Linked DNA regions of Homo sapiens: region 2 is linked to region 1. Evidence: chromatin loops called from intact Hi-C (ENCODE). Cell type or tissue: natural killer cell. All regions are shown on one strand. Links, peaks and the distances in the headings refer to the core of each region. The heading gives the core; the rest is flanking DNA.

Region 1 (10,266 bases), core at 907-8,906:
ATTTATGAATTCAAAAAGGTGGAAAGAAATGTTTAGCATTGGGGGATTTGTAAAGCACATTATGCTACATGTATAAAATAAATACTATATCAGTTATGCAAAATAATGAATATTGATCTATATTTATGGAAATGGGAAAATATGCATTATATATTGCTAAGTTTAAAAAGCTGGTCATGAAACAGCCAGTTCATATAAATACATTTTTTGGATAAAATTTGCATATTGATATATGTAAAACCCACAAATGTATATGTGTGTATATGTGTGTGTGTGTGTGTGTGTGTGTGTGTGTGTGTGTATATAGGAAAAATCTGAAAGTTTATATATCAGGGTGTTAATGATGGATATCACTTAGGAGAATCAATATGGGTTAGCTTTCTTTTTTGTGTTTTTGTTTATTATCTGATTATTTTCTAAACAACATTACTGTTATTTTAGTATATATAAAAAAATAACCTAAAGCTGTTGGTTTTGTCTCTCAGGCCTGGGCTTATTTCCAAGACCCTGAAATCTCTTACTTCTCAGAACCAGGAACCACCTTTTTCTTCCTGCTGGCCCAACTGTCTGTTCCCTGTCCCCAGGGCCTGCCTGACTGTGGGCAGAGGCCCATGAGCTAGGTTTTCTGGGTCTCCACGTTCTGGAGCTGAGTTTACAGTAGGGCTGCTCAGTTTGCCTTTCTGGAATTCTGCCTTGTTGCTAAGTCCCAATCCTAGTCCTTGATTTTTTTTTTTTTATTGCCGATTTCTGTCCTTAAGTCCTTGCCTTTGTAATCTACCAGCATCCCAGGTCTCCCAGCACCATCTCCTCTGTTGATCTTCCCTGGTGTTGATGTGTGCCTCCCACTCCAGGTGTGGTCACAGAAATCCTGCAACCTGCTGACAGATGCTCTGCAGAGCTCCCTTCCTGGGGTCTGTCACACATAGAGATGGTGCCCTCACTGACCATCTACCATGTGCTGTGACCAGCAGACTGGACTGTCTCTCTGTCCCTACAATGAGTTCCTGACCACATCACCACTGTGCCTACCCATGCTTATGCAACTCCTTACAGCTTAGGCCTTCCCCAGCCTGTCCAGGAATGGTGTCCATTCTCAGGTATGAATCTTGGAGATTCCATCTCCTTCTAGGCTCCGGACAATTCAACCCAGGACTGTTGCTAGGTAGGTGTTTGCATAACCATCGATATATTTGGATGAATCCAGCTGGTTAGGGGAATTCTGTGAGAATCAATGATATGCTGGGTGCAGGGAATCTTATTTGAGAATTATTAGGATAGATTTTTTTTTCACATGTAGTTATTATTTTTTAAAATTCAGTAGTTTTTTGGGTTCAGGTGGTTTTTGGTTACAGGGATAAGTTTTATAGTGGTAATTTCTGAGCAGTGTACACTATACCCGATAAGTAGTTTTTTATCCCTCATCCCTCTCCCACCCTTCCCCTGAGTCCCCAAAATCCATTATATCATTCTTATGCCTTTGCATCCTCATAGCTTAGCTCCCACTTATAAGTGAGAACATACGATATTTGGTTTTCCATTCCTGAGTTGCTTCACTTAGAATAATGGCTTCCAGCTCCATCCAAGTTGCTGCCAAGGCCATTATTTTGTTCCATATTATGGCTGAGTAGTATAGAATGACGGATCTTTTTGAGAATTTGGTGAAAGGTTTCGTGCCCTGGCATTTTAGGGTGTGATGAAGACTTCTGGCTCTCCCATCATTTCCCCTATCCCCATTCCCTGTGGGGGCTGCTTTCTGATAGGGAAAGGAAGATGCTTTGCCAATGGGCTATTACTGCCTGGGAGGGTTTGTCTGTGAACAGCAGGACTTTGAGGTCGTGTTCCAGCCCCAATTTAGGCTGTTGATGGCAGGAAGGCATTTCTAGCCTAGTGTCCATTTTCACCACCTCTTCCTTATTCCCACTGTGGATAATCATCTACTCCGCTTTTCCCTGGGTTGCCTCAAAACTCAGACTTCTTCGTAAGTGCTGGCTTCAGTCTGTGAGCTCCACTTTCTTTTGGTGCTTTCTCCCCTATCCCATCTTCATCTCTGGTGTCTTCACTGTGTTGATCCTTGTTATGGTTTGAGTGTGCCTCCTCCAAAATTCAGGTGCTGCTAATGTGATGGTATTAGGAGGTGGGACCTTTGAGAGGTGACTAGGCCATGAGGTTGCTCTCTTGTAGATGGTGGGATCAGGTCCCTTTACAAGGGGGCTTGATGCGGGGAGTTTGTTTTCTCTCACCCTCTGCCTTCTGCCATGTGAGGACACAGGAAGAAGGCCCTTACCATATGCTGGCACCTTGATCTTCGACTTCCCAGGCCCCAGAAGTAAGGAATGCATTTCTGTTTTTCATTAATTGCTCAGTCTCTGGGATTCTGTTTCAGCAGCCCAAACAAACAGAGTCCTTCAGCCCCCATTTCCACGAACGGCAAAGATTTATGGGGGTGGGGCCATAATTCAATCCATCCTCTGGCCCCTAAAAATTCATGTCTTTCTCACATGCAGAATGCATTTCTACCCATTTTTTTTTTAGATGGAGTCTCACTCCCAGGCTGGAGTGCAATGGCACAATCTTGGCTCACTGCAACCTCTGCCTCCCAGGTTCAAGTGATTCATTCTCCTTCTTCAGCCTCCTAAGTAACTGGGATTACAAGCATGTGCCACCACACCTGGCTAATTTTTGTATATTTAGTAGAGACAGGGTTTCACCACGTTGGTCAGGCTGGTCTTAAATGCCTGACCTCAGGTGATCCACCCGCCTCGACCTCCCAGAGTGCTGGGATTGCAGGTGTGAGCCACTGCGCCTGGCCCATTTCTACCCATTCTGTTTGCTCAAACAATCAAAAGGCCCCAGCTAACCACAGGAGGCTCTGACAGGTACCTTGTCTGCAAGGGAGGCTTTTAAAGACAGGTTTACAAAATGCAGAATCCTTTTGCACCATGAACTCAGTTGGTACAATTTCAGGCAGAAAAATCAGGCCTGACACAGACAGATAAAATAATAATGCTGTTTTGAAATATGAAAACAAGGCCCAAAGGGCTTTCGTGAGAGGGTGAAAGTAACAGAATTTGTGGAAGAGGGAGTGGGGCTAGGTCACGAGCCCTTTTTGGTATCTGCTCCTCCCATTCTGCAACACTCATTTGTCTATGTCTTGTCTAGCAGGAATTGATTTATTGATGTGTGGCCTCAGAATCAATGCATTTTTTTCCAGTAAGATGTGTAATATGCATGGTATAGTGCAGAACAGATGAAAACAAGTAACTAAAAAAATCAGAACCTACCTAGAAATAACCATTTCTGGTTTTCATAACTGTCAGTATCTTCTTTTTCCAGGCTGTTTGGGATTTGATTTCAAGGATTCCATTGTTTTGAAATGAGCTTGAAAAGCACACGAATTCTGCTTGTAGAGGGGATGGAGAGGTCCCGCTTTCTGTCCAGGAGAACCTGGGAGGATGTTTTTGCTCTCTTCTCCCAGCTCACTTTGTCACTCCATTTGTGTCACAGCTGGGCCAAGCAGGGCTGTAACTCCCTGTGCACGGTGGCTGCTTTTTCCTTTGGCTTGGTTGAATATCCTGATAAATAACATGCAGTCTTCAGCTGTTCAAATGACGTTCCTTTTCCTAAGCAACACTTCTGTGTCCATTTCCACTATTGTAGGCTTTGCCTCAATAGGTAAATAATGTACATGAGTACAGTGGGACTAGGTGTTAGGTGAAGTTGAACAAGAGGCAGTGGAAAGAGAGCGTGAGGTGTGAGATGCCTTGGAGTAACTAGGTTCTCTTCTTGCTGGGACCCAGATACTCTTTTGGCAGGTCCAGCATGCAATTTACTTAAAATTATTTTCTCTCTCTCTTCCCATCCCTTTCCCTTCTAAAATTCATTTTGTAGATCAACACTGTGTCTCCTGTGTCGAGTAATTGATACAAATGCCTTTTCTCATTTAGAGACCACTTGCAAAAGAGAAAGTTATTTTTCCAATGGAAATTAGGCTTTAAAATTTTTGCCAGGGTGTGAGCTATAGAAATGGTGCTATTAGAGTATATCCATTGTAAATTATGCAATTGTACCATTTAAAGCTTATTAAAGTCACGCTTTACTACACAAAGCAATTTTTGGTTATCACAAATGTGACTTATTTGTTTTGCATCACTATGAGGTCTATGCTGTTGGGTGATGTTCCCTAAAGAAGTCTTGCAGTTAGACTCACAGAGTGAAAGCGAACTGTGCATGGACACCTGAGAGATTCTTCTTGCAAATACAGAGTTATTTATCATCTACTAGTCAGCAGAGAGGGAAAACATAACAGATCACCCATAGAAATTTGGAGTAGAAAGCAGGTGCACCGAGTCCTCATCTCTGTTTTTTTCACTGTCTCAATGATTCACCCTGTCACTGGTCACTGTAGTCTATCCAGCTTCGTGCCTCAATTTCCTAATCTGCACGCGTCATATGATTGTTGGAGGGTTAAGTGAAGTAACACATGTAATGTTCTTAAAACAGAGCGTGGCATGCAGTAAGCACATCATGATTGTTAGGTATTATGGTTGTTATAATGCCATGAACAGTCCAGACTGAAATTGGATCCTAGTCCTCAAAGAGAATGCTCAGCTGAACAGATATCATGAAAAAGCAGGCCTTCCACAGCCACCACATGCCCCTGGGAGATAGGGTGCAGTGCGTAGGAATGTGGATAGCCAATTAGGAAGGACTTACAAAGTGGATATCATGCTTCTTGGAGCCTGAAGGCCATAAAATTTGCTTGAAGAAAAACCCATTAGGAGTGGCCAGGATAGTTGGAATCAGATGCCTTCCAACAATATATGGTGAGATGAGGTCCTGGCAGAAATTGCATGTATTTTGATCATTTTACAACTAAACCTCCCAGATTGTATGACTTGAACCTCATATGTCAATCTTATTACTAGACACACTGTCAGCTTAGTGTCACAATGCTCATGATGATGTGTTTTGACAGCAACATCTGTCACCCCTCCCATGGCCTCTGTTTATTTGGCTGGTGTAGCTGACGTTGTGGGGATCCCCTTTCCTTCAACTCTTTCTTGTCCATTTCTCCCAAACTCCATGGACTCTCTGAGGAATTGCTGCTTCAGATGGAGGAGGAAGGACCTCTGGCGCCAGCTGGTTTTGCAGCTATGACCTCTAATCACATGCTTAAAATCCATGTGTCAAAGAACATGGGGTTGCTTTACAAACATCAAAAAATATTTGAGTATCCGTCACACACAAGGCCCTTGGGAAGAGTAAATGTGCAGGATTTGTAACGAGACTCAGTTACAGTTGCAGTAAAGGTGAGAGTTGCAATAAAACCCAAAGCCAAAGCTCGTTTCTCTGAGAAGGTGCAGCAACCTCTCCTAACCACACTTTTACCAGCATTGTTAACAAGTCCATCTACGGGTATGTTCTGGTTTCATTTGTAGTAAGATGATGCATGAAGCTTTTCTCGTGCAACTAAGACCCATAATTGAAAACAAAATGTGTTAAGTGTTCTCATATTCTAAAGAGAGTGTTAGAAATTAATATTGGACACCTTCCATAGGCCCTATAAACAGCAGCCACCATCCTGCCACTGCCATCCCCAGGAAGTCGGGTGGCTGGCGTTCTTGGGTACATGGAGTCTGGCGGTGGGGGAGTCCCACAGTAGAGGTGGTGTCTTTCCTTGAAGTCAAGGGCAGGTCTCCAGGGGAATTATTAGGGCCCATGGAAGTGTCTGCAGCATGAGGAGCCTGGCAGCTTTCTCCCTCTGGACACTTGCTGAGCTCCAGAAGTCCCGGGGCCCGTCTTGGTGCTGCTGTCAAAGTGGAATCTGGGGGAGTCTTTAGGAGAGCTTCACACAGGTTCCCTGCAGTTGGAGGATGTGCTCGGCCATAGAGGCTGTTGTCTATTTTGGGTCCAGAGATTTCTGAAGGCAGGAGGCAAGCTGAGACCACAGTATTATATGCCTGGGAGAAAGATGCAGGTCACCCTCACCCCATTCCAGGTTTCTGAGTCCATTAGAAGGTGTAGAAGAGGTCTCAGGTTCTTGTGGCTCCATGTGGGAGAGGATGGAGGTTACTGGAGGCATGGGATCCTTGAGACTGTGGTTACAGGGTGCCCAGAGGAGGCATGGCTTTCCTTGCTTAGGAGGCCAAGGTGTAGCTGAACACCATATGCAGGAGACCACACAAACCAGCCACTGGGAGGGCACCTCTTTAGCCGAGGCACAGGCACCAGATGATTCCCTTGGAGATGATTCCCCTGATGGCCCCTCTCCCAGGGCCAGACCCATCTCCTCATCACCCTTCAGACCCAGGTAGCAGCTTCCTGCTGCTAGTTTCTGGGTCTTTAAGTCACCCTGTTGGTTCCCTTAACCTGTTCGCCCCTCTGGAAACAGTCTCTTCAATAAGCTCTTCCATAGCCCTTGGATGCGCCATCTTGGTCTGCCAGGACCCTGACAGATGTACTAGCCTCCTCACTCAGCCTTCCTCCCCCTGACCCAGCCTTCCAGACCTGGCCACGGGCCAGCGGCATTAGCACTACCTGAGTTTGTTGGCAATGCAAAGCCTCTGGCCTACCCTGCTCCGAGGGAGTCAGAATCTGTATTTTCAGAAGACCCCTGTGACCTGTGTGAAAATTTGAAAAGTGCCTGTGGGAAATGGGGAGGAGGGGTATGAAGGTGAAATCACCCCCCACCCTACATTCCATGGCCTGTTTCGATACTAGCCAGGCAGGCTCCCCAGACACCTGCTACCCACGTTCTTCTTTCCTGTCTCCCATGGGCAGAGGCGCTGCACATCTGATGTGGACTTACGCTGCCTGGGTTTGAATCTTACCTGTCTTGCTTGCTAGCTGTGCAGTTCTGGGAGAGTTCTTTAACCCTGTCTGTTTCCTTGTTTGTCCAGTGGGGATAATAATTGTGCTGGCCTAACAGGGTGGAGACGATTAAACAGCATGACACATAAGGGGCAAGGGAACTAGCCATGTGGCTGTGTGAGGGAAGAACAATCCCAGCAAGGAAGGCCAGTGAAGGAGCCCTGTGAGTGGAGGGCAGTGCCTGCCACAGTGTCACTCAATGGCTGCTGAGGAATATTGGTAGCAGTGGTGTCATTTTGGGTAGGAGGTAACATACAGGCTGGAAACTCCAATTTTCTATTTCTACTCTTAAATAGAAGACAATCACCTCAAATGATAATCACGGCAGCATTTGTATTTACTTTAGATTCAGCAAGGCCCTTTCAAAGACACAATACAGATACTTAGAGGATAAGAAGTAAAGCCATGGAGAGATCACTCCACCCTGCACTCAGTCAGATGGAGCACTTCCAGAGTCAAGTTTACTGTAAATGAATCCCTGCTTCCAAATGTAATTCTGCAGATGCACTTTGATTTCACAGCCATTGATCAATAATTCATTTGGCTTGTGACTGCCGATGACATGATTTAATATGTCCAGCTAAATTATGTTCCCACAGGAACACTCATGCATACCAAAGGAAAAAATTACAATTATCGTAGTGCTGGCGTCTAATTGAAGCAGGCCCGCATGCAGGACTAGACTTGTTATTTGAAGAAATAAAAAAAAAAAAAGTCATGTGATCAAATCAATAGGGGACCTAACTGCAGAGAACTCTTTATGAATCCAGGACTATGGAGGGGCGTTCTATTAATGTCACTCCCTAATCAGGAGCAGCTCGATTGGGCACTGATATGGTTAGGCTTTGTGTCCCCACCCAGATCTCATCTTGAATTTTAATGCCCATAATCCCCAAGTGTCAAGGGAGAGACCAGGTGGAGGTAATTGAATCATGGGGGTGCAATTTCTCCCATGCTGTTCTCGTGATAGTGAGTTCTCACGAGATCTGATGGTTTTATAAGGGGCCGTTCCCTGCTTCATCAGGCACTTCTCCTTCCTGCTGCCTTGTGAAGGTGCCTTGCTTTCCTTTCCGCCGTGACTGTAATTTTCCTGAGGCCTCCCCAGCCATGCAGAACATTGAGTCAATTAAACCTGTTTCCTTTATAAATTACCCAGTCTCAGGCAGTTCTTTATAGCAGTATGAAAATGAACTAATACAGGTACTGTTTATAAATACCTACTACCGAGATTAGGACTGGAAAGGCAAAGGTGACAGGCACCCAGGAGAATTACAATTGTCTGTAGTAATCCCAAATACTCACTCCAACTTCCCAAGAAGAACCGTCCTCGTTTTTGCCCTTGGTTATGATCTCTGTTTAGTTCCCTGCAATGTTCTCTTGGCCTCTCCTTGTCTAGAGGTTGTGAGAGATGTGGAGTGAAAGGGCAGAAGTAACCAGGCACAGGTTTGAGGACACCTTAATGGTGGGAATGTTACTTGATTCCAAGGCTTGGTTTCTATTAAAAAAGGGAATCTAGTATCCAGGGGATTTTGTATGAGGCTAGGTTAAACACTGGAAAGAGCCAGAATAACACAGCTCCTCTGTTTTCACTGTGGTTAAACACTTTGTGTCATGTCTGACAACTTTTTCCTTACATTGGGATTTCTCTTTCTCTGCTGCCACTGTCCTTGAAAGTAACAGCAACCCCAGTATAAAGTAGTAGTTAAAAGCATTGGACTTGGCATCAGACTGCCTGGTTCAAATTGTCATTCCATTGCTCACTGGCTGTATGATCTTGGGAAGTTACTTAACTTCTCTGTTTCAGTTTTCATATCTGTAAAACAGGCGTAATTATATCGTCTTGCCCCTATGGTTGTTATGAAGAGTAAATGAGTTTTAATGGAATTCTGTTCTTAGTGCAGTGCTTGGTATATATTATACTTATGATATAATAAATGTTAACAATATAACAATATACATTTATTATTGTTATTCTTTTTACCAGTGGTTTCCTAACTGGTCCCTCTACCTCCAGTCTTTCTATCCCAGTCCACCACTGTTCACATCACTGCCAAAGTGAAATTCGTTCAGCCACATGGTAATTGGACTCTACCAACCTCCAAACCCCATGTCCTGTGCATTCAGCTGTCAGAGGGAAGCAGAGGGCGGCAGGGTGAATTGCAGGGGCCTGGGTCAGCAGGGGTAGAGATCAGTCTTCTATTTGGTCTATGGACCAAAGAGTCACATGGTCCTAGTTAACTTCAAGGGAGACTCGAAGTGTAACCTCTCTATGGCACTAGGAAGAAAACAGATGAGGTTTGTGACAGGTTCTGATCTCTGTCCCAGGTCTTGAGGCAGGAAGAACTTGGACTGTTTGATGAACAAAAGGAAGGCCACTTTGCTTAGAGTTTAGCAAGCAAGCGGGTGAATGAAAACAAATGAGGACAAAGGTTAGGCTGGAACAGCTCCTGCAGGCCACATTAAGGAATTTTGACTTTATTCCAATATAAATTGGAAGTCTTTATAAAAAGTTTTATGCCGGGGATGATATGAACATATGTATGTCTTAAAGAGACCTGCTGGTGTGAAGAACTAATCAGGGAGTGGATTAGTTTCCCATTGCTGCTGTAATAAATTACCACCAGTTTGGTGGCTTAAAACAGCACATATTTCTTCTGTGACTGTCTGGAGGTCAGAAGTAGAAATCGAAGTGTTGGCAGAGCTGTGTTTCTCTTAGAGGCTTCAGGAGAGAGTCTGTCTCCTCGATTTTTCTGTTTCCTCGAGGCCTCCTGTGTTCCTTGGCTCATGGTCCCTTCCTCGGTCTTCAGAGGACAGCACTCCAGCCTCTCATTCTGTTGTCCCGTCATCCTCACTCCCTCTGACTGTAACCGACTGCCTCCCTCTTATATGAATCTGTGATTACATGAGGCACACCCAGATTATTCAGAAAAATCCCCCTACCTCAGCAGCCTTTATTTAATCACAGCTGTGAAGTCCCTTTTGCCAGGTAAGGTAACAAATTCAAAGAGGTTCCCGGGATCTGAAGGTGATACCATTCAGCTGGCCCAGGGACAATGATGGTGGCAAGATGACTGGTTAAAATATCGTCATCACTGTCCTAAACCATGAGGGGGTAAAGAGAAGGGCATGGCCTTGAAAGCAATTTAGGAGGCAGGATCCACAGGTATTGGTCCTTGACTGGTCCTGGGAGATAATAAAGAAGGAAAGACAAAGAAAAAGCTTGGGCCTCTTGCTTGCATGTAATTCATGAGATAATGAATGGAATCGTTCAAAGAGTCTATTCGGCAGCTAATGATGAGTAAAAATTCTGAAATTGTCTGTAATTTATAAGGTTTATGACAAGGAAGGAACTCATAATTATAAACTGGTTATCACTGGATATTATACACTGATTTT
Region 2 (10,266 bases), core at 784-8,783, 63 kb after region 1:
TGGGTGTGTAGGTCTTGGTGATATCATAATCAGCTGAAGGGACTGGTTGCTGTGTGTTTGGGGTTTAGAAGACCTGAATAGGAGGCATCTCTCTGCTGTAACTACTCCTATTTGTAGTGTGTGCTTGGCTGTAAAGTAGGGGTGACCACGCCACCACCCAGCCCCACCTGCAGCTTTTGCATAGATTGAATGAGATTGGGCACTAATATCCCTTAGAAACACTCTCCAAATGGGATACGTCCCCCTTGCCTTGGGGGTGGTGAGGACTAGGGAGGAAAGCCAGCAGCTTAGCTTCATGGCTGAGGACAGTTAGACCGAGGGGTGCTTCCATCCACACTCCGACCGTGACTTCTCACAGCAGCTCCCCCTCTGCACAGTCTCTGCTCCTGATCAGGCAGGGACTGAGCCATGCCATATCACTCATTTTGCAAAACGTGTTCTGAGACTCAAGTCCTGGTTAGGCTATACTTGCTCCTTCGGTTGGGGTCAAATCCTGTGAGTTTTCCATACTCTGGGATGATCTCTCTGCTCTCTCCCTGCTCTTCTTCTCCTCTCCCTCTAAAGTGCATTTGCTGGTGCAACTGTGGCATGGTGTCCTTGTGTCAGGAGTGCCACCTTTGAGCTGCCCCCTTGCTTCAGGGCCCCAGTTCTTCCTGGGCCCGATTCCTGTCATTCTGACAATGTTCCATTCTCATTTGGCAGCTGGGATTCTTATAAAGGGGCTCAATTGCATTAATGCCTATGTTCCGGTTTTGTTTGTTCAAAGGGAAAAAAACTAAAAGGAAACGCATTTTCGAGTTGCACATCATGATCAGGCACAGAGTCCAGATACACTTGGAGTAGCAAGCATCCATCCTTGTGGAGACGCACATGAACCAGGACTCTCTGCACCCACCCCTCTCAAGTTTTATTTTCCGACGGCTGTAATGTTCCAGGACACCTGCCATCATGGAGGGTTATCCAGCACCTGGAGGATACCTGCTACCTGTGAGCTTCCTCTCAATTGTTTTATTATAATTTTTGTTATTACAGGATTAATTTGTTTTAATGGGGACGTTTGTCTTCTCGCTGTTTGTGTACGTCATAAATCTGAAGGGGAAAATACAGAAACAGAAGGGCGTGTGTCTTTACAAGTGTGTTTGGAGGCAAACCAAATGGTACATTTCTTTTCAGATGCTTTCTGCTTTGCTTTCTGATTTTTGGTCCAGGACTTTTGGAATAAAAATACGATGGCTTCTTGTTATAAGGACTGCTAGTGTGGCTCCTCCATGGGCTGGCTGCATGCGTACGAAAGCCAGCTCCTGGGCTTGGTTGTGTTGACTCATGAGCCACCAAGGGATTTATGCCTTGGCCCTAAAGAATAATGTAATGCAGGTTTTATTACAGTGAAAGCTTAACATTGATGTTAATTTAACAGTACAGTCAACTTTCAGTTATCCATGCTGTTGAAAGATGGGGTGGCATGGATCATTCCAATTAATGAATGGCCTGGATTATTCTTTTCCCTTCAATTCATCAGACTTGCTGCTCTAATTTTGCTACAAGGGACTAATGTTGAAATGATCATGAAAGTCGATTTCTGGGAAAGCAGGTAGGAAGGTCATGGTGTGCCGTGGATTGTGTGAACCCCTGTAGCTGTCCCAGGCCAGCTGCTAAGACTCGGTGGAATAAGTGATTCTCCATGGCTCAGTCTAACCCAGGTGTTGTGCAGAGGAAAACAAAAAGTTTTAATGCAGACCTCAACTGCAATGTGTTGTGGTTAAGAGAACAGTGTAAATTCTCTTTGGAGTATATGCTGTTTTCTTTTTAAGCAAAATTCCTCCTTGGGATGAAAGGCATAGTTTGGAAGAAAACCATAAATGGAGATAAAAGTACCCCATTTTGCATGAAGAAATGAGTAATTGAGGGTGGAGATGGGAAGGAGAGGCCTGTGGAGGTGAGCAAACATCTTTTCTTACAGAGCTGATGGGATTCTTGAGAACAGGGGCATCTAAAAGTCAAGGTACATGTCCCTGGCAGTGAAGGCCCCTGATGTAACAAAACCCCTTTACTCCAAATCTTTGGCCAAGTGTGCTGCGAACAAAACCTTAGCATTCGTTGGTGTGATGATGTTTGGGGACAGGTCAGCTGGGAGCTGCCCTGGGTTTGTTGTGAGGCAGAGGAACGACAGTCCCCAGTGGGGTCAGATGAGGTGAGGTGTGGGCAAGAGCCACCCCTGGCAATATCAGTGACTCGAATTAAAAGGCATCTGGGGAGGACTTGGAGCTGTTCCCTGGGCATGCAGGAGGGAGGTCAAAGCCATTTCATGCAAGTCATCAAGGACAGGGTGAAGTCTGTGGATTTATGCCTTACATAGTCTAGACAGCCAACCAACAGGACTGGTAGCCAGTTAGTTATTCGCTGACTTTTAGCCTGACTTAGAGCTATGCGAATGTCTAATGAATCCTAGAACCTTGTATTCAAAGTGTGGTCCTTGGGCCAGGGCAGAGACACCACCTGGGAGCTCATTAGAAGAGTGGAATCTCGGCTAAGCGCAGTGGCTCATGCCTGTAATCCCGGCACTTTGGGAGGCTGAGGCGGGCGGATCACCTGAGGTCGGGAGTTTGAGACCAGCCTGACCAACATGGAGAAACCCCATCTGTACTAAAAAATATGAAATTAGCCAGGTGTGGGGGTGCATGCCTGTGATCCCAGCTACTCGGGAGGCTGAGGCAGGAGAATCGCTTGAACCCGGGAGGTGGAGGTTGTGGTGAGCCAAGATCGCACCATTGCACTCCAGCCTGGGCAACAAGAGTGAAACTCAGTCTCAAAAAAAAAAAAAAAAAAAAAAGAAGTGTGGAATCTCAAACCTTTGGAGGCCCGGCTTCATGTAAACAAGCCAGCAGCCCATCCCTGGAGACTCCAGCCACACATGTGAGCCTGAGAAGGGCTGGCCTGGAACATACCACACACAGTGCTGGGGAGAGGTGGGCGTGGAAGGGGGAAGTGAGGGTCATCCTGGGGCAGTCAAATCAGGATTTTCAAATGTTTTCCTGGTATGCTGAGTGGCTCCCCTCTCCCCATGTGCTGAGACGCTGGCCTCCAGACCAGTGCCCCTCATGAGCATCCAATCCTCTCCTGGATTCCTCAGTTCCTCTAGCTCCTCTCTAGAGGTCCAGCCTGTAGGGGGAGATATTTGTTCTCATTTCTCTTTCTTTTCCTCCCCCTTGAAATCCAAGAGTGTTTGTGTGGTTACCTTTACTGTTTAGCTCACAAGGCATCATCGTAAGAGAAACCCAGAAGGGTCACCAGGGACCTTGGACTCTGATGAGTTCTGACGTTGGAGTGGCGGTGGCGTGGCCTTGCCTTGGGATCAACTTGACCTGTCTTCGTTGGGAAGGGGAATGTGTTTCCATCAGTGTATTGTGTTAGGCAGGGATATTTCTGAATGCATGGGATAATGTTATGGGTGTGTGTTGTGTTGTGTTGTGTTGTGTTGTGTTTCCCGTGTAGCTAAATGATAGGAAGCAGTTGAATGACTTTTGGGGTGCCTGCTCAGTTCATTGTTTCTTATTTTGGGGAGGCTTCATGGCCCACTGGGCAGGCAACTGTGGATATGTCTGTACTATACGACCCTTTTCTCCTGACAAAGGCTGATTCAACCTGGCCTTATGTGGGATAATCTGACACCTAGGGGACCTGAGACTTGGAACAAAGGGCCACTTTGATTGGGAATGACTGCAGCTGAGTCACAGTAATTCTGCGATCTGACTTCTGTCTGTGCATCATGTGGAATAGGACTGTATTTGAGAAAATAGCATCAGACTCTTCATGTCCTTTAACTAGGCTGGGTGCCTGTATTTTTCATCCATGGAATATATGAGGCATGTTTATTACGTGCTGGTTTCTGTGCTAGATCCTAGGGCTATCTAGCCTTGGCTCTCATGAAACTTACTATCCAGGGAAGAAGATAGACTCTAATCAAATAACCACTGAAATAAATGTAAAACCATAGCTGCGATAGCTGATGTGAGAGAAAGGGTGTGCAGTGCTGGGAAGCAGTGTAAGAAGGAGAGTTAACTTAGGGAGGGAGACCAGGAAGGATCCCTGGGAAAGGGACAGTTGGAGGGAAGTCCAGAGGCAGACTAGGGACCCCTGAGACATGCAGGCCGGGGTGAAAGTGCTCTAGGAGGGACGAGTGTATGCAAAGCCATGTGTTAGAAGAGATGAGAGCGGACCAGCCTGGCTGAAGCCAGGGCACCGAAGGGGAGGGACTCTGGGTGAAGTAGGTGGGGACCATTTTAAGGACCTTAGCTGCTGTGGTTGATTCCTACTAGTAATGAGAAGCCTTGAAAGTAATTTAAGCCGAAGGTAGTGGCTGGTGGTGACTGATGGGATGTGTCCCAGAGCTAGGGAGGATTGGTAAGAAATAAGTAACTAAATATATAAAATGATTTTTGCAACTTGGAGAGAAAGATGAATGCAGGGCCAAATCACCCACCTTTAAAAAGGATCAAGGCAAATTGTGGGAATAAATCTGAATTGCGCCCCTACGTATTGATGGCTATGAACACACTTTAGAAAGGGGATAGAAGGGGCTGGGCACGGTGGCTCACACCTGTAATCTCAGCACTTTGGGAGGCCAAGGCGGGTGGATTGCCTGAGGTCAGGAGTTCGAGATCAGTCTGGCCAACATGGTGAAACTTCTTCTCTACTTAAAATACAAAAAAATTAGCCAGGCATGGTGGCATGCACCTGTAATCCCAGCTACTCGGGAGGCTGAGGCAGGGGAATTGCTTGAATCAGGGAGGTGGAGGTTGCAGTGAGCTGAGATTGCGCCACTGCACTCCAGCCTGGATAACAGAGCGAGAGTCAAAAAAAAAAAAAAAAAAAGGGACAGAAGGTTGAAATGCCACATGCTGTAACTATAGGCTGCGGAAAAGACACACAAATGGAGAGTGCAGTGAGAGACAGCTTTCTCAGTGTTAGCAAAATCACAACTATATGGGCTGCATTCTTCTTTTTTAAGTAAAACGGAAAGAAATTTTGTTTCGCCAGGATATCTGCAACTTTATTTCTCGAAGCAAAAGTCAAGGTCTGATAATCGCCTCAAGATGATGGTTTGTGGCTTAGTAGAGCCTCGCGGCACCCTTGGCTCTGGTGTTTCCTTTGCGCTCCCTCTTGCAGTCACCTCAATTTACTGATTTCATTAGGAGATAAGGGGGACAAAGATGGGTTATAATACTTGAGAAAAATGCAAAACCATTAGCAGGTCATTGTTGAAGTCAGAACATGCCCTGTTAAGCTTCTTAGGCAACCCGTGGCAGCCAATGATACGGGGATTAACCTGTCCGGTGTGTGTGCGTGCATGTGAGTGTGCAGGCCTGCATGCGTGCACAGGCCACGCGCCCATCTGCCATGAGGAACTTACATACGATAAGCTCTGTCAGTGAAGTGATGAATACACGGGTTATTGACCAAAACAGTTACTTTTTACTTGCCTTTCTGTTTTCTCTCATTCTAAGTTTGAGGCTCCAGTTAAACATGCATCTGTTTGGCCTTAGGGCTGTATTTGGGTGGGCAGGCAGGAGGCTCTCTGAGCTTGGTTCTGCTAACCAGCTGGGTCAAAAGGTATAATTGGATATGACGGTTAATTTTGAGAATCAACGTGATTGGGCTAAGGGATGCCCGGGCAGCTGGTAAGCATGACTTCTGGGTGTGTCTGGGAGGAGCTGAGACTGAGTAAAGAAGACCTGCCCTCCCCAGTGTGGGCAGGCATCAGTCAGCCTGCTGACAGCCTGAACCCAACTTAAAGGGGGAAGAAGCGGGGGTTCTCTTTTCTCGGATAGAGCGGGGACGTCCGTCTTTTCCTGCTGTCCTACACTGGTGCTCCTGGTTCTTGGGCCTTTGGACTGAGACTGAACCACACCCCCAGCTTTCCTGGTCTCCAGATTGCAGACGGCAGATCGTGGGACTTCTCAGCCTCCACCGTGTGAGGCACTTCCCAGAATAAACCTCCTCTTCTCTATTTATAATCTATCCTATTCATTCTGTTCCTCTGGAGCACCCTGGCTGAAACACTGGATGACCACCGCAGCTCCTGTGTGGCCCGCCCAGTGGCCAGAAGGTGACACAGTTTCACCGTGGGGTGTGATGTGGCATCTGAGAGGCTGCCTCGGTGGCTGCTCCTCAAAGCTGAAGAAGCGAGCAGAGGGTCGGTCTCTCCTCATCTTTGCCCCGCGGAACGAGATAAGGGATGGGCCGGCTAGCTGGCGGAGGGCGTGTCCTCACTTGAAGTCTTGAGACTTCAGAAACAAAACTGAAGATACGTTTTAACACTGAAGGTTGTTGGTGCTTGTGGGAGTTTAAAGAGCAGGAAGGGAATTTTCCTCCGTCTCTGTTGTCCTTGTTTATTTTTGGTGCAGGCAGTGTAACAATTTGCCAATACCTGATATGGACGTTTCAGAAGATTGTGGGTTGAGGGGTTTTCAATACTTGTTTGAAATTGTTGAAATTGTCTGAATTGTTACGATAATTGTATGGAAGCATTATGCTCAGAGGAAGGTGGGGAGCTGCTGTGTTTTCGAGGGCAGGGCAGGGCAGGAAGAAACAGGCTGCAAGTACAGCAAGCAAAGGGTGAGGCGGGTGGACAGTTGCGGAGTCTCGGGTGGGGGCTGAAAGCCAGGCCCCCTCCTCACCTTTCTGAGTGGGGCTGGCTGAACCACAGGGCCACAACCATGGGCTTCCTGAAGGCCTGCCTTTCTTGAGGGTGTGATTTTATGAATTGAAAATTATTTCAATTATTCAGCTAGCCATTCATTTACTGCTTTTAAATTTGTGAACTTTGGAGCTGAGATAATAAAACCTAAGACTGAACCTTCACCTTTAGCAGCACTGTATCTTCTAAAAATCAACATTGATACTAAAATATGTGGCTTCTAGTTCTGCCCAGGTCCACGTGGCTTTGAATAATTACCACTCTCGGTGCTTGTCCATCTGTAAACGGGGAATAATAGCACCAAACCTGTTTCTCTTACATGTTGGTTGTGAGAACCAAAAGATAATATACATATACAAAATGCGCTGAAAAATCTCCAGTGCAATGCCAGCCTGAACTGAGAGATTTATTATTAGGCACATAAAAGAGTAGGCATACAGAGGTCTAGAAAGCTCACCTGGGCTGGGTGCGGTGGCTCATGCCTGTAATCCCAGCACTTTGGAGGCTGAGGTGGGTGGATCACTTGAGGTCAGGAGTTCAAGACCAACTTGACTAACACGATGAAACCCTACCTCTACTAAAAATACAAAAATTACACGAGTGTCGTCGTGGGCACCTGTAATCCCAGCTGCTTGGAGGCTGAAGCATGAGAATCACCTGAACCCGAGAGGCAGAGGTTGCAGTGAGCTGAGATCATGCCACTGCACTCCAGCCTGGACAACAGAGTGAGACCCTGTCTCAAAAAAAAAAAAAAAAAAAAAAAAAGAAAGCTCACCTGTCTTTATTTTATTTTTTGCATTATGGACATTCTGTTTGTGAGTCTTTAGTAAATATACAACTATGCAGGTAAAGTCAAGGCAAGAGTCAAATTTTACATAACAACTTGAAAACACTTTCTGGGGATTTGTCTCCTAATAATATACGACTATTTCAGTCTTCTGTTTGTGTTGATTTACCGGAGTAGAGTTGCCAGATAAAATACAGGATGCTTAGTTACATTTGAATTTCAGATTAACAACAAATATTTTTTAGCATGAGTATGTCCAATATTTGAGACATACCAAACAAAGTACTTGTTATTGATCTGAAATTCAAATGTAACTGGGTGTCTTGCATTTTTATTTGCTAAATCTGGCCACCGTATACTGGAGGTCCTTACAGCAGACACCTGAGAGAGAAATCCCATTTTCACATAAACTGCTTTTTTTTATCTTTTTTTTTTTTTTTGAGACAGAGTTTTGTTCTTGTCACCCAGGCTGGAGTGCAATGGTGCGATCTCAGCTCACTGCAACCTCCGCCTCCCAGGTTCAAGCAATTCTCCCAAGTAGCTGGGATTACAGGCGCCTGCCACTACATCTGGCTAGTTTTTGTATTTTTTAGTAGAGACGGGGTTTCACCATGTTGGCCAGGCTGGTCCTGAACTCCTGAGCTCAGGTGATCCACCTGCCTCGGCCTCCCAAAGTGCTGGGATTACAGGTGTGAGCCACAGTGCCTAGCCTTTTTTATCTTTTTTAACAGAAATGGGAATCAATGAATTTATGTTGGCATGTTTGGTAATTTTTTTGCACCTCTCTTCTTTATTTGCAAAATGGAGAGACTATAGTTGTCCTCAGTCTTGGCTGCACATTGAAATCCCAAGGGGACCATTTACAGCTTCTAATGCCTAAGCACCAGAGTCCAAATACATGAGGATCTCGGGTGGAACCTGGGGGCGTTATATTTTACAGCGCCTCCAGGTGATTCTCAGGCATGCAAGGCTGAGCCGGTGGTCTCTTCGGCGACGCTGTGGGGTTAGGTGATGTAGCATCTGTAAAGCACTTCACAGACTATCAGACATGCAATTAGAATGCAGCAAATGGCCCACGCCTTGCTTTGGGAAGAGGGTCCGCAGAGTAGGAGAGGAAGAGTAGGAAGAAAAGCGCCCCAGGTGGGTGGCAGGCTGAGCAATGCCCCACGCAGGAGTTCCAGGTGGATCTTATGGATCTGTGTGACTGCAGCACAATTTGGCAGGTGGGGGTGGGGGAAGAAATGTGGGAAAGGTGGGCAGAACCAGTCATGGAGGCTTTGAACTTGGGCTTCATCTTGTAGGGTGATCAGGAGCCATGGGACAGGATGCACATACTTGAAGGAAAGCATTTTCTAGGGGAAGCCAGGGTGGGGAAACCTCCTTACATCCGTGCAGGAGTCCCATGTCTCATGGGCTGATGTGGGTCACGTGGGGTTTGTGGAACATAAAATCCCCAGGGTCGGAATCTTGTCTTGCTCTATGTTGTATCCTTAGCACTAGAACCACGCCTGGTACATAGTAGGCACTTGGTAGAGGGTATCGATTGGGAGAATACACGAAGGACAAAAAATCCAAACGAAGGAGAAGCTTGGCAGAGGCAGCAGGGGACTGCAGGACCAGCCCTGTCAAAGCAGAATCCCACTGAACTGCTGGTGCCCCTGGACAAGCCATATCCCTTCTTGGCCTCTGTTTCTGTCGCTTAAATGGAGGGCAGGGTCCTTCTAGCTCTAATGTCCACCAATAATTAAATGCTTCTGATCCTGAACGAGTTCATGACCTTCTTACTGATGCGCCAAGTCCTAGGTGGAAACTCCATCAGAAGCCTTTGTGTTTCCCTGAGTTCTGGAAGCCTGGCCCCAGGAGGCAGAGTTGGGGCAACTCATCCTGGCTGCTGGGAAACCCAGGCTTGGATGGAAGGCAGCTTGCTGCTGAGGCTGGTGACCTTATTAGCAGTGGTTGGACCAGATCCTCTAAAGTCATTTTCACGGTTGTAGGTCCAAGTGCTGTGATGGTGGGAGGGAGGTCTTCCCAGGCAAGGAAGGGGCACTGGCCGGGGTGGGGAAGTCGGGCTCCTAGTCCCAGCTGCTGTGCCTCCCCTCTGGGCAAGCCATCTTACCTGTTTGCATGTTAGTTTCTTTAGTTGTAAAACAAGGAATTTATATTAAGTTAACTCTAACAGACCATTTTCGGTTTTCAACTCCTATGATTTTGTAGCATGCTCTCGGGTTTCTTTTATCTTTATCTCCGTGTATCTTTGTTTCTAAAAGATCCAGGCCTCGATGACACCTTTTCCTCCCTAGTACTTTCAGCCCACGAGAGAATCTAAAAGCTGACTCTGCACCTCCGGGTGCTGCCGAGCCTTTTGCACAGAAAGAAGAGAAAGCTGGATAGTTTTTTTTTTTCTTTTGCTTCTTCGTTAACAGATATTTTTAGCTTTTCTAAAAGCTTCTCATTCTGAGCCTTAAAAAGAAATAAGAACCTGTTCCAAAAATGCAAATTCTCTGGCAAGAAGCAAGAGGGGTGTTTTCAATCTTCCCTGAACGATTGTTTTCTCTCCCACAGACCCTCGTGGTGCAGCAGAGGGCAGCTGGGGTGCGGGAGGAGGTGGGAGGGTGAGGCTGTGGCCAGCAGGAGCCAGGCCTCAGGGTGCCAGCCTGGACCAGGAGCATGTGCTGGGGGCTTGCTTTCCGCAATCAGGCACTTTTTCAAGTTGGTCCTGAACGGTTCTGGACTGGATGGCAGGCTGCTGTGTGTGATTGAGAATGTTGCCTGTCTGAGCCCT

Evidence for each region. Hi-C counts contacts between places; a loop is a spot of excess contacts. Peaks named below come from ENCODE experiments on the same cell type or tissue, not always from the same donor. Only the 100,000 strongest peaks of a DNase experiment are listed, where the experiment ranks them.
Region 2: it touches region 1 in a loop (3-fold over the local background); 3 of 110 quality-filtered maps call a loop at or near these places.

The regions. Positions count from the first base shown.
Region 1 is chr2:8,341,607-8,351,872 of GRCh38, reverse strand. No RefSeq gene overlaps it. Among named protein-coding and RNA genes, the nearest start is that of LINC00299, 18 kb to the right of the region's middle. In natural killer cell, for the core only: no CTCF peak of the experiment used is centred there; a DNase peak (open chromatin) is centred at 5,402; H3K27ac peaks cover 2,142 bases.
Region 2 is chr2:8,278,059-8,288,324 of GRCh38, reverse strand. LINC00299 (long intergenic non-protein coding RNA 299) reads left to right here. Exons shown (of 9, transcript NR_034135.1): 7 at 767-987. Among named protein-coding and RNA genes, the nearest start is that of LINC00299, 45 kb to the left of the region's middle. RefSeq lists enhancers at 6,393-6,893, 10,093-10,266. In natural killer cell, for the core only: no CTCF peak of the experiment used is centred there; DNase peaks (open chromatin) are centred at 5,244, 5,364, 5,704 and 6,234; H3K4me3 peaks cover 3,369 bases; H3K27ac peaks cover 4,817 bases.